2 separate regions of the Homo sapiens genome follow, and region 1 is linked to region 2. A link is an interaction called in ENCODE POLR2A ChIA-PET data of the cell type or tissue named here. Cell type or tissue: MCF 10A. All regions are shown on one strand. Each heading gives the region's core, and the rest is flanking DNA. Links, peaks and the distances in the headings are about the cores only.

Region 1 (5,383 bases), core at 176-5,175, 390 kb after region 2:
CTTTTCCTTTGTAAATGAATTAGTATTTTGTGGTGAAAGATAAAAGGTGGGTTGTGTGTGGGAAGACTGACCAGCTGTTGGTTATTTTTAACATCATTATTCCAAAGGGTAGGTGATTCCAAACTACAATCAATTTTGAGAACCACTGGCCTAGCTCCTTCCTTTGGGGGCCCCCATGACATGAGTTAATTATAATAAGAGCTAACATTTATTAGCTAACATTTATGGAGCCCTTAGCTTTATATGCATCATTGCCATCATTATAGCCACTTCCAGTTATTACGCATTTATTCAACAAATTCTTACTGAGCACCTACTATGGGCCAAACACTGTTCCATGATCAAGAAAGACACAAACTCCCTTTTCTTGTGGAACTTACACTCCAGTGGAATGCCATGTACCAAACACCATGCTAATTACTTTCTATTCACAGTAATGATGACAATAACAATAATAATAATAGTGATTTACTTTTACTGAGCACATACTATGAACCAGACCCTTAGCTCACCCTTACAACAACTCTATGAGGCAGGTACTTTTATTATATACTTACAAACTACTCTTCAAATTAGGGGGGGAAAAGGCTATAAGACTCATAGAAATGTAGTTCACACCACATTTGATACAGTAATGACGTTCTCTTCAGTCCCAGCAAAGATGGCTACAGACACTCAGGTTTTGAAAAATCCTACTGAATTAACAAAATACCACCTTACACATATCAAGCTGGCAAAAATTAGAAAGTTGGACAATATCAAGTGGTGGCAAAGACATGGGGAAATGTGAACCTTTGAGCATTGTTGGTTGAAATATTAGCTGGTGAAGCCATTTGGAAGAGAATTTTCTATAGGTATTCCCCAGGACCCAGGGAAACCATGCTTGGTATATATCCTGGAGAAATTGTCACACAAGGTCACAAAGAGATATACACAAAAGGATCACACAGAGCTGTATATACTGCAGAGTTGGAGGTAATCTAGGGGCCATACTAGGAAAACGGACAAGCAAAATAAGCTATATACATTTGGCTAAATGCTTTGTGATAGAAGAAATCACTTAGACTGTACACACATGTATAAATCTCAAAACTATAAATGTTAAGACAAAAATGTAAGAAACAGAATATTTTTAGCATAATAACATGTATAAGACTTTTTAAACAATATACAGCTGTGCACAGTGGCTCATGCCTGTCATCCCAGCACTTTGATCTCAGGAGTTTGAGACCAGCCTGAACAACATAGCTAAACCCTGTCTTTACCAAAAGTACAAAAAATTAGCTATGCATGGTGGCATGTGCCTATGGTCCCAAGCTACTCAGGAGGCTGCGGTGGGAGGATCACTTGAGCCTGGGAGGTCCAGGCTGCAGTGAACATTGATCAGTTGTACCACTGCACTCCAGTCTGGGCAACAGAATGAGACTCTGTCTCAAAAAAAAAAAAAAAAGCACATATGTATACCTATACAAAAATACTGTATATTATGGAGGATATATACATATATCTGTGTGGTGGGAGGTGGATTGGAGGGAGATGCACGCATTAAGTATATAAGTCTGGGTATGCCTGGGAACCGGAAGGACAATGGGATTGGAGCTGGGATACAAAGGGTGACATAACAATTTACTTGACAATAGAAGAGGAGCCTTGTGGGGACAACGATAATAGCATGCTATGAATTAATAATTGCGATCAATTTGATTCTGTGCCTGGGAGAAGAATAAAGAGGGGGAGGCAGTGCATGAAAGTATGTGGGGAAAGGCTACATGAACACCCTGGAAAGAGCTTCTTTACACTCAACTCTCTCCTAACCTATGCCCATGGAGAGACTGAGGTCTCTGGGACAGAGTCTTGCCTTTTTACAATCCTCCCTCCTCAGCCTCCCGAGTAACTAGGACTATAGGCAAGCCACCATGCTCAGATTACATATATGTAATTGGAGATGGGGTCTTGCCATGTTACCCGGGCTGATCTCAAACTCCTGGCCTCAAGCTATCCTACCGCCTCCGTGTCCCAAAGCACTGAGATTACAGACATGAGCCACCATGCCCAGCCAATCACCTGTATCTTGAATCTGTTTTCTTGATGACTTGTTTGGCGTCTGGCCATGTCTTTCCTGGAAGTAAACATTCCCTCAATTTTGTCCTCCTGTTTCTATACACTGTGGGTAGCTAACCCCGCTCCAGGCCTGACTCCCCTCCTTTCCTTATAATCTTCCCATAGCTCTCCCACTTTCCCTGATGACTGCAGCCCCTAATAGTACCCCCACCCCCAGCACTCTGGAATTCCAGAATCCCTCTGTAAATCCATGCACCCAACCCTTCCTCAGCAGGCATTGCTCAATGCCTAATTGCAGCCAGGCACTGTTCGGGGGAATAAAGTAGGAATAAACTCAACATATAGCTTAGGGTCTAGTGGAGGGACGGATGTTAAAGAAACAATGACCACAGAATTTCAAAGAGTAATGAACTGTATGAGATCATCAAAGAATACTGTGGGCGAAAGAGTGGCCCCTCATTTCGACAGTGGGTAGGGAGGAAAGAAGGTGTCTTTGAGGAAACAACATCAAAGCTGAGGCAGGTGATGAATATGTTGGATGGAGAAAGAGAAAGAAAACCAAGAATCAAGTGCCACGGCCCTGAAGTAGGAAAGGCTGGATGTGCTTTATGGAGAGAGGGGCAATTCGTGTGGGTAGAACTGACTGGGGCACAGCCTCGCGTCTGTGAGGCTTTTCCTCAAGGGTAGGGATTTTATATTTCTTTTTTTTCTTTCTTTTTTTTTTTTTTGAGACAGAGTCTTGCTCTGTCACCCAGGCTGGAGTGCAGGGGCACCATCTCGGCTCACTGCAACCTCTGCCTCCCGGGTTCAAGCGATCATCCTGCCTCAGCCTCCCTAGTAGCTGGGATTACAGGTGCACACCATCACACCTAGCTAATTTTTGGTTTTGTTTTTGTTTTTTCAGTAGAGGCAGGGTTTCTCCATGTTGGCTAGGCAGGTTTCGAACTTCTGACCTCAGGTGATCTGCCCACCTCAGCCTCCCAAAGTGCTGGGGTTACAGGTGTGAGCCACTGCACCAGGCTGGTATTTTAGATTTCATCCTAAGTGTAGGAAAGCCACTGGGGGGTCTCAAGTGGAGGAGAAGGAGGGGCATTCTCTGATTTTTATTTTATAAAGCTCGCTGGGGCTGCTGAATGGGGAGGAGTTTGGTGGGCATGGTGGGGAAAACAGGGCCCCTTCCTGTTACCCCAGAATATGGGAGGTCTCTTCATGACTGCATTTGTGAGTTCTGTGCCTTCATCTGCCTTTATCTTGCTTTGTGATCATGTTAAGAAATCACTCTGTTTCCTCCCAAGTTTAAAAAAAAAAAAGCAGGGACAGAAGTATTAGCCCACTTCCCATTAATGGTCTGAACAGCTGCTGAACTACTCCTGAGTGCAATAAAGACACTGAATGGGATGAGAACAGGTGTGACCATCTTTTCCTACCCAGCGAATGGTAATTTCGGTGGGTTGGCATCAACTCATCTATTTGGTAAGAATCCTGTTGGGGTCTTCCAGTGAGTGGACAGTGGGACAAAGGGCCAAACAAAGGCGTGGGGACAGGAACCGGGCACAGCAGCAAGCAGCCCAGGGAAGAAAGGGCCAGACGCCACCAGCACGTCCTCACACCAGCAGACGCTTTCTGATGTCTTCACAGCTACATCCAACCTTTACACCGCAAGGGCGCTTCTCCAACTCCATGGAATCATTTTCAGGTTTTAGAAGCAACTTTCTGGCCTCTTTCTGCTCTACCCAAAGTAATGTTCCCAGGACTTTCCTGGGACCTCATGGCCCCCTCACCAGAGAGCGACCGGGATCCCTCCCGCCTGGGGCTCTGGCCCGCTGGTGCCTCTGCCTCTCTGCGTCCCTTCTTTCATGTGTCACCTGCAGCCCAGCACCCACCAGCTCCTCTGAGGGTGGCAGCAACTGAACTACAAAACAGGGGGGTGCCAACTACAGGTGCAAACTTTTTTCCTGCCAGTAAATCAAGACACGTACACAGTATTGTTGGAGACTGTCTTCACCAGAGGCTCTTATTGACTCTATCCTGTCTCAGCCATATGTGCTACACAGCCCAGCAGGGTCATAATGATTTAATCATGGATACACATTAGAACTTTCTGGAATCCTTTAAAACCATCCATGCTTAAAATATAGTATATCCATAGAAGAAAATATTATTTGGCCATAAAAAGGAATGAAGTACAGTTGGCCTTGAACAATGCAAGGGTTAGCGTCACTGACCCCTGCACAGTCAAAAATCTATGTGTATCTTTGGATTCCTCCAAAACTTAACTACTAATAGCCTACTGTTGAATGGAAGTCTTGCCAATAACATAGTCAATTAATACATGTTTAGTATGTTGTATGTATCATATACTGTATTTTTACAATAATGTAAGCTAGAGAATAGAAAATGTTATTAAGAGAATCACAAGGGACAGCAAATATATTTCCTATTGATTAAGAGGAAGTGGGTCATCATAAAGGTCTTCCTCCTCATCCTTTTCATGTTGAGTAGGCTGAGGAGGAGGAGGGGCTGGTCTTGCTGTCTCAGGGGAGGCAGAGGCAGAAGATGGGAAGGAGTGGAAGGGGGAGGCAGGAGAGGCAGGCACTCTCGGTGTAACGTGTATTGAAAAAAATCCTTGTATGCACGCTTTCACTTATTTCAAACCCTGATTGTTCAAGAGTCAACTGGACTAACATGTGCTACAACATGAGTGAAACTCAAAACAATTACGCCAAGAGAAAGAAGCCAGTCACCGAAAACTGCGTTGTACAATCCCATTTAAATGAAAGATCCAGAATGGGCAAATCTATGAAGACAAAGTAGATTAGTAGTTGCCTAGGGCTTGGTGGGGAAGTAAATAGGAAGCGACTGCTAACAGGTACCTTGGTTTCTTTTGGGGGTGATGAAGATGTTCTAAAATTACATAGATGTGATGGTTGCACAACATTGTAAATAACTAAAAACCCATCGAACTATACACTTTCAAAGAGTGGATTTTTTTTTTTTTCAGAGCCTTGCTCTGTTACCCAGGCCGAAATGCAGTTGCATGATCATAGCTCATTTCAGCCTCGACCTCCTGGGCTCAAGAGATCTTCCCATCTCAGCCTCCTGAGAGGCTGGGACTACAGGCGCATACCACAACACCCAGCTAATTTTTTAATTTTCTGTAGAGATGGAGCCTCACTCTGTTGCCCAGCCTGGTCTCAAACTCCTGGGCTCAGGTGATCCTCCTGCCCCAGCCTCTCAAAGTGCTGGAATTACAGGTGTGAACCACCACACCCGGCTCAAAGAGTGAATTTTATGGCATGTGAATTATAGTTCAGTAAAGTCG
Region 2 (5,383 bases), core at 159-5,158:
ATCAGCTTTCTCTCATATTTTTTTCTTTCACAAGAGAGATCAGTTCAGAATAGTAATAGCAATTAGTATTCTGTAAGCAGCAACCCATCTTCAGCTGCAGTGGCAGGATCCAAACAGCCTAAGCCAGAATCCATATGACAGGAGCTCAGTTCTTTTTATTTATTTATTCTAAACACATGTGGTCTCTGCAACTCAGTGGCTTGGGATTGTTATTATAAGGGCAGGATGACAATTTCTGCAAAGGAAAATGGTTATTTGCTTAGCTAAAGTTTAAGGCTGCTAAACAGACTACTGTGAAATATAGAATTAGCTTATCCTTTTACCTGCTGGTTATAACAAGTCAGCTATGTTCAACAGTTTCTCAAGGACAAGAGAGAATTTGTGCTGGCTTTCTATCAAGAAGCTAACTCCAAATAGACAAGAGAAACAAAAGCAAGAGCAGGACCAATAGATAAAAGAGCCCTTGTTAGTGGACTAAAGCGGTTGCTACAAATAGGACAGCGGAAGGAGAGTTGGGAGGGGGAAGAGTGAAGCAAGGTCAAAGAAGGATGATATCAATAGAATATCTCCAAATAGCACAGAATGCAGCAAGAAGTAGCAGCAGATGTCAGTCCAGCCCAATGTCAACCCCCGTGGAGCTATGTAGAAAGACTTGGAAAGAAACAGCATCGCTGCAGTTGGTATTAGGAGTAAAGAGACAGCAGATGATACCTTTCTCCCCATGAATTGAAAGCCATGACTTGCCACTGGCCACAGCCTCATCTCCTTTCTGCCTGGCCCCTTTCAAGCTTTTAGGGTATTTTTTTCTTTATTTCAGATCTTTACTCCCTTCCTTTCCTTTTGATTTCTTTTCTTATTCCAGACTCTCTGGCTGCCAATTCTGATTCCGATCCTCACCCCACTGGCTGTTTCTTGCCTATGCCACCAGGTACCCTGGTTCCAGATGCTTACTCTGGCCTCAGCAACATTCCAGGACTGATGATACATATCCAAGAGAATATATTTACTGCGGCACTCAAAAAATTCCCATCGTGATTTTAGACATTACTGGCATGGATTGACTTTCATAACTGTGGAGAAAAGCCAAAAATGTATAAAGGAAGTCTGTTTTCAGAGTTCATATCCCTTAATTTTAGTGAATGGATGTGGGTGTGTTGAAAACTTAGTTTCTTAAGAACTGCCTAAATTTCATAATTATTTCATTTTCATCCGCTCACAGATGGCTTTGCCCTGGGTGTAAAAATTGAAGAGCCAATATAAAATGATGCTACCTTTACTCTGGCAGTTAAATTTTAAATTTCAAACATTGGTTTTCAGAACCTTGGAGAGCATCAAGCACAGCCCTCCATTTCCCTCACAGGAGCCAGCTCAAGTGTAGGCTGATTTCTCCTGTAAAAATGTGAAATAAGAAATAATGAGATAAGTTGACAGTGAAGCTAGTAAATTCTGTAACAGAAATGCTTTCCGCAATGACCTATTTTTATAGTTTAAGTTTCCGTTGTATAGTGTTGTGTAGCGCTTAAGAGGATGGATGTGGAGCCAATGAGATATGACTCAAAGCCAGATTCTGCCAATTCCTAGTTATATAACGTTGGGCAAGCTGATCTCCCCGAGCCTTAGCTCTTCTAGTCTGTAAAATGGAGCTGCAAAGAGTAGCTACTTCGGCCGGGTGCGGTGGCTCATGCCTATAATCCCAGCACTTTGGGAGGCCCAGGCGGGTGGATCACGAGGTCAGGAGATGGAGACCATCCTGGCAAACATGGTGAAACCCCGTCTCTACTAAAAATACAAAAAATTAGCCGGGCGTGGTGGAGGGCGCCTGTAGTCCCAGCTACTCGGGAGGCTGAGGCAGGAGAATGGCGTGAACCCGGGAAGCGGAGCTTGCAGTGAGCGGAGATCGCGCCACTTCACTCCAGCCTGGGCGACTGAGCGAGACTCTCTCAGAAAAAAAAAAAAAAAAAAAGAGTAGCTACTTCACAGTGTTGAAGTTCTGATTACATGAGATAATGCCTGGAAAACCTTTTGTACCTAGGTGGCACTCACTGCTTTCTCCATGCTTTCAAATGAGTTGTTTCTGGTCTGCTTGGCAACAGCTGTAGTCACCAGTACTGCGGGTTTGGGGCTCTTCAGATTTGCCTTCTTGCTGTGGGTGAGGATCTGGACCGCTGGTAGAGATGACATACCCAGGATGTAAGGAAGCAGACCAGTGCTAGCCTTGGCAGTTTCCACGTGTGCTGGAGGAGGGGCTCCAGGCTAACTCGTCCACTACCTGTAACTTTCACTTGCATGCGCTTTCTGGTCTGCCCATGTCAATCGTGTTATTAGCTATTGATAGTGTTTTCCTGCTTTTCCCTGTGTCCCTCCCCGAGACAACTGGACCATACATTCATTTTTTCGTTTCACATATATTAGTTAAACAACTACTTAGCGGTAGGTATTACGCTAAATGCTTAAAACCCACTTATGCCGGAGGTTGCAAAATTTTTTTGTGAAAAATCAGACCTTGGCGATGACCTTGAGCAGTAGGATATAAATAACTCCCACAAGCTTAAAGTTCCAATAATGGAATACTAGGCATAAATGGCTTAAGATATGGTGATGAACAATATCTGGCCTTTTTCTTCTTAGGAGGAGATTTCTCACCATGGGAATCTTGATGCAAGTTAGATCCCACCCTCACTATTGAGAAGCTAAAAGTGTAAGACTACTCATTTCTCAGTCTTCCTTGCTGCTGGTGTCTGGCCCATGACCTAGACTCAGCCAAATGGACTCACCTGCTCCAGATTTCACATTAGGATCTGGTGTTACAAAAATGCAGGTAGAGTGAAAGATTCTTTCTGGTGGCAGCAGTGGTAGCTGTAAAACCCGATTTCCAAGGTATCAAAGAGCAGTGGTGTTGGCATCAATGTCCAGTGCCCAGTGCTAGCATTGTTGGGGCTGCAGGTCGCTGCCACTCATGTCTAATGTAACTGCACAGTGGAATCAGCCAGGCTGGTTTAGTAGCATGATTGGGCCTGTGGTTCTTCCTGCATAGCTTCCCTTTGTTCCTGTCCCTTTTTTTTTTTTTTTTTTTTTTCTGATGGAGCCTCTCTCTGTTGCCCAGGCTGGAGTGCAGTGGCGTGATCTCGGCTCACTGCAACTCCGCCTCTGGGGTTCAAGCAATTCTCCTGCCTTAGCCCCCCAAGTAGCTGGGACTACAGGTGCCCACCACCATGCCCAGCTAATTTTTGTATTTTTAGTAGAGATGGGGTTTCACCATATTGGCCAGGCTGGTCTTGAACTCCTGACCTTGTGATCCGCCCGCCTCAGCCTCCCAAAGTGTTGGGATGACAGGCGTGAGCCACCTTGCTCGGCCGTTCCTGTCCATTTTCTCATGGCTGTTTTTGTAGCCCTCCTGGAAATTCCATATCATCTTTTAAATAATTTTTTCTTTTCGCGAAAACCAGCTAGTCAGTTTCTATTTTTGCCGCTAAGAACCTTGACTGCTTCACCAGAAATTCAAATCCCAGATCCATCCTTGAAAAACCTTGGGCAAGTGACTTATTCTTTACATGCCTCAGGCTTCTTATCTGTCAAATGGACACTATGGCAGGGGAAAGAGTGTACACGAAGTGTTTTCATATCATATCTGGGACATAGTAAGTGCACAATCTATGTTTGCTCTTATTGACATGTTTAAAAAATAATGAGGACAGGAAAATTCAGAAAGATGGCAAAACTTGTGAGCAAATCTCTTGACTGTAACATATGCTACTCAAACAGGGAAGAAAATGACCAACTTTATTTTAAATTATTTCAGTAATTGAGAATATGAGTGCTCTATAAGGTGGCAGGCTTATAGTGCTTTAGGCTGTATAATTTCTTTCTCTCTTCATGGCATTAAATGAGGTTTCCAGATATCTGTTTTTTTAAAATCTCAAATACAGACTAGATAATAATGACTGATTGAATTTTTAAATTACAACTCGATATTTACGAATACATATATACAGATGTAGAAGGCTGAGGTATGAGGACCCTCAAAAATTCACCTATTACAACCTCCTGTGACTAGCTAGTTCCTAAACATTCAGAATTTAAATTTGCCTCTCCTGTTTGCAAATGTCTCCATTTATGATTCTCACATTTCCTGAAAAGAATTGAGTGCTCACCATTGTTCCAGGGGTGGCTGTGGTAGCCTCTCGTTATTCTTGTGCCTTTCTGTTCAGGAACTTGTGTCTTATATGCAAGCTCAATCTTTTTATAGTTAACAAAACTAAATGTGCTTTGTACTGTTTATTGTCAAAATCAGCTTAAACAAATAGATGTTAGTCTTTTGGGATATTTTGTTATGGAGAACTATGACAGACATAGAGATAGAATTAATATAATAATCTTTCACGTGAAGCTAACATCATTTTCTCTTTTTCTTTTCTTTCTTTCTTTCTTTCTTTCTTTCTTTCTTTCTTTCTTTCTTTTCTTTCTTTCTTTCTTTCTTTCTTTCTTTCTTTCTTTCTTTCTTTCTTTCCTTCTTTTCTTTTCTTTTCTTTCTTTCTTGGCAGGGTCTCACTCTGTCACCCAGACTGGAGTACAGTGGTGTGAGGTGTGAACACAGCTTACTGCAGCCTCAACCTCCTGGGCTCAAGTGATTCTCCTACTTCAGCCTCCTGAGTGGTTGGCACTACAGGCACATACCACCACACATGGCTAATTTTTGTATTTTTTGTAGAGACAGGCTTTCACCATGTTGCCCAGGCTGGTCTCAAACTCCTGGGCTCAAGCAATGTGCCCACCTCAGCCTCCCAAAGTGCTGGGATTACAGGTGTGAGCCACTGCACCTGGCCAGCATCTTTTAATACTTAAAAAAAATCCAAACTTTAGTCCAAATTATTGCTTCATGGTTTGATATGGCTGTTATTTTTTTCTATATTACTTAATTCTATAATCTGTATACCAGTAGTAAGTTGTGCAAACCTTCTGGAAGTTGTATAAGTACCTTGACTTAAGGGAAAATAACTAGAGTGTTAGCCTAGAAGCATCCAAAGGGATACCAGTTTTATTGGGTACCCAATAGTCTTCCCTCAAATTAACCTCTTTTCTATAACTAGCCACCAAACCAAAAGAGCTTGATGGGCAAAAGCCCTAATATGGACAAACAAAACTGGAGCATGAAGATTTAAACAGCTGCAGGAACGGGTTGATTGGAATGAAAGTCCTAGCTTATTGCCCATGTGAAGATCCTTCCTTCCTTCCCTCCTTCCTTCCTTCCTTCCTTCCTTCCTTCCTTCCTTCCTTCCTTTCTCTCTTTCTTTCTTTCTTTCTTTCTTTCTTTTTCTTTCTTTCTTTCTTTCTTTCCTTCCTTCTTTTCTTTCTTTCTCTCACTCTGTTGCCCTGTTGCCCAGGC

What was found. ChIA-PET counts read pairs that join two places held together with the same protein. Peaks named below come from ENCODE experiments on the same cell type or tissue, not always from the same donor. Only the 100,000 strongest peaks of a DNase experiment are listed, where the experiment ranks them.
Region 1: POLR2A ChIA-PET joins it to region 2 with 6 read pairs; 2 of 35 experiments call an interaction of 5 or more read pairs at or near these places.

What each region holds. Positions count from the first base shown.
Region 1 is chr1:244,288,091-244,293,473 of GRCh38, forward strand. All of the region lies in intron 1 of LOC105373262 (a long non-coding RNA gene), which reads right to left. Among named protein-coding and RNA genes, the nearest start is that of SPMIP3, 62 kb to the right of the region's middle. In MCF 10A, for the core only: no CTCF peak of the experiment used is centred there; a DNase peak (open chromatin) is centred at 2,091.
Region 2 is chr1:243,902,752-243,908,134 of GRCh38, forward strand. No RefSeq gene overlaps it. Among named protein-coding and RNA genes, the nearest start is that of LINC02774, 12 kb to the right of the region's middle. In MCF 10A, for the core only: no CTCF peak of the experiment used is centred there; no DNase peak of the experiment used is centred there.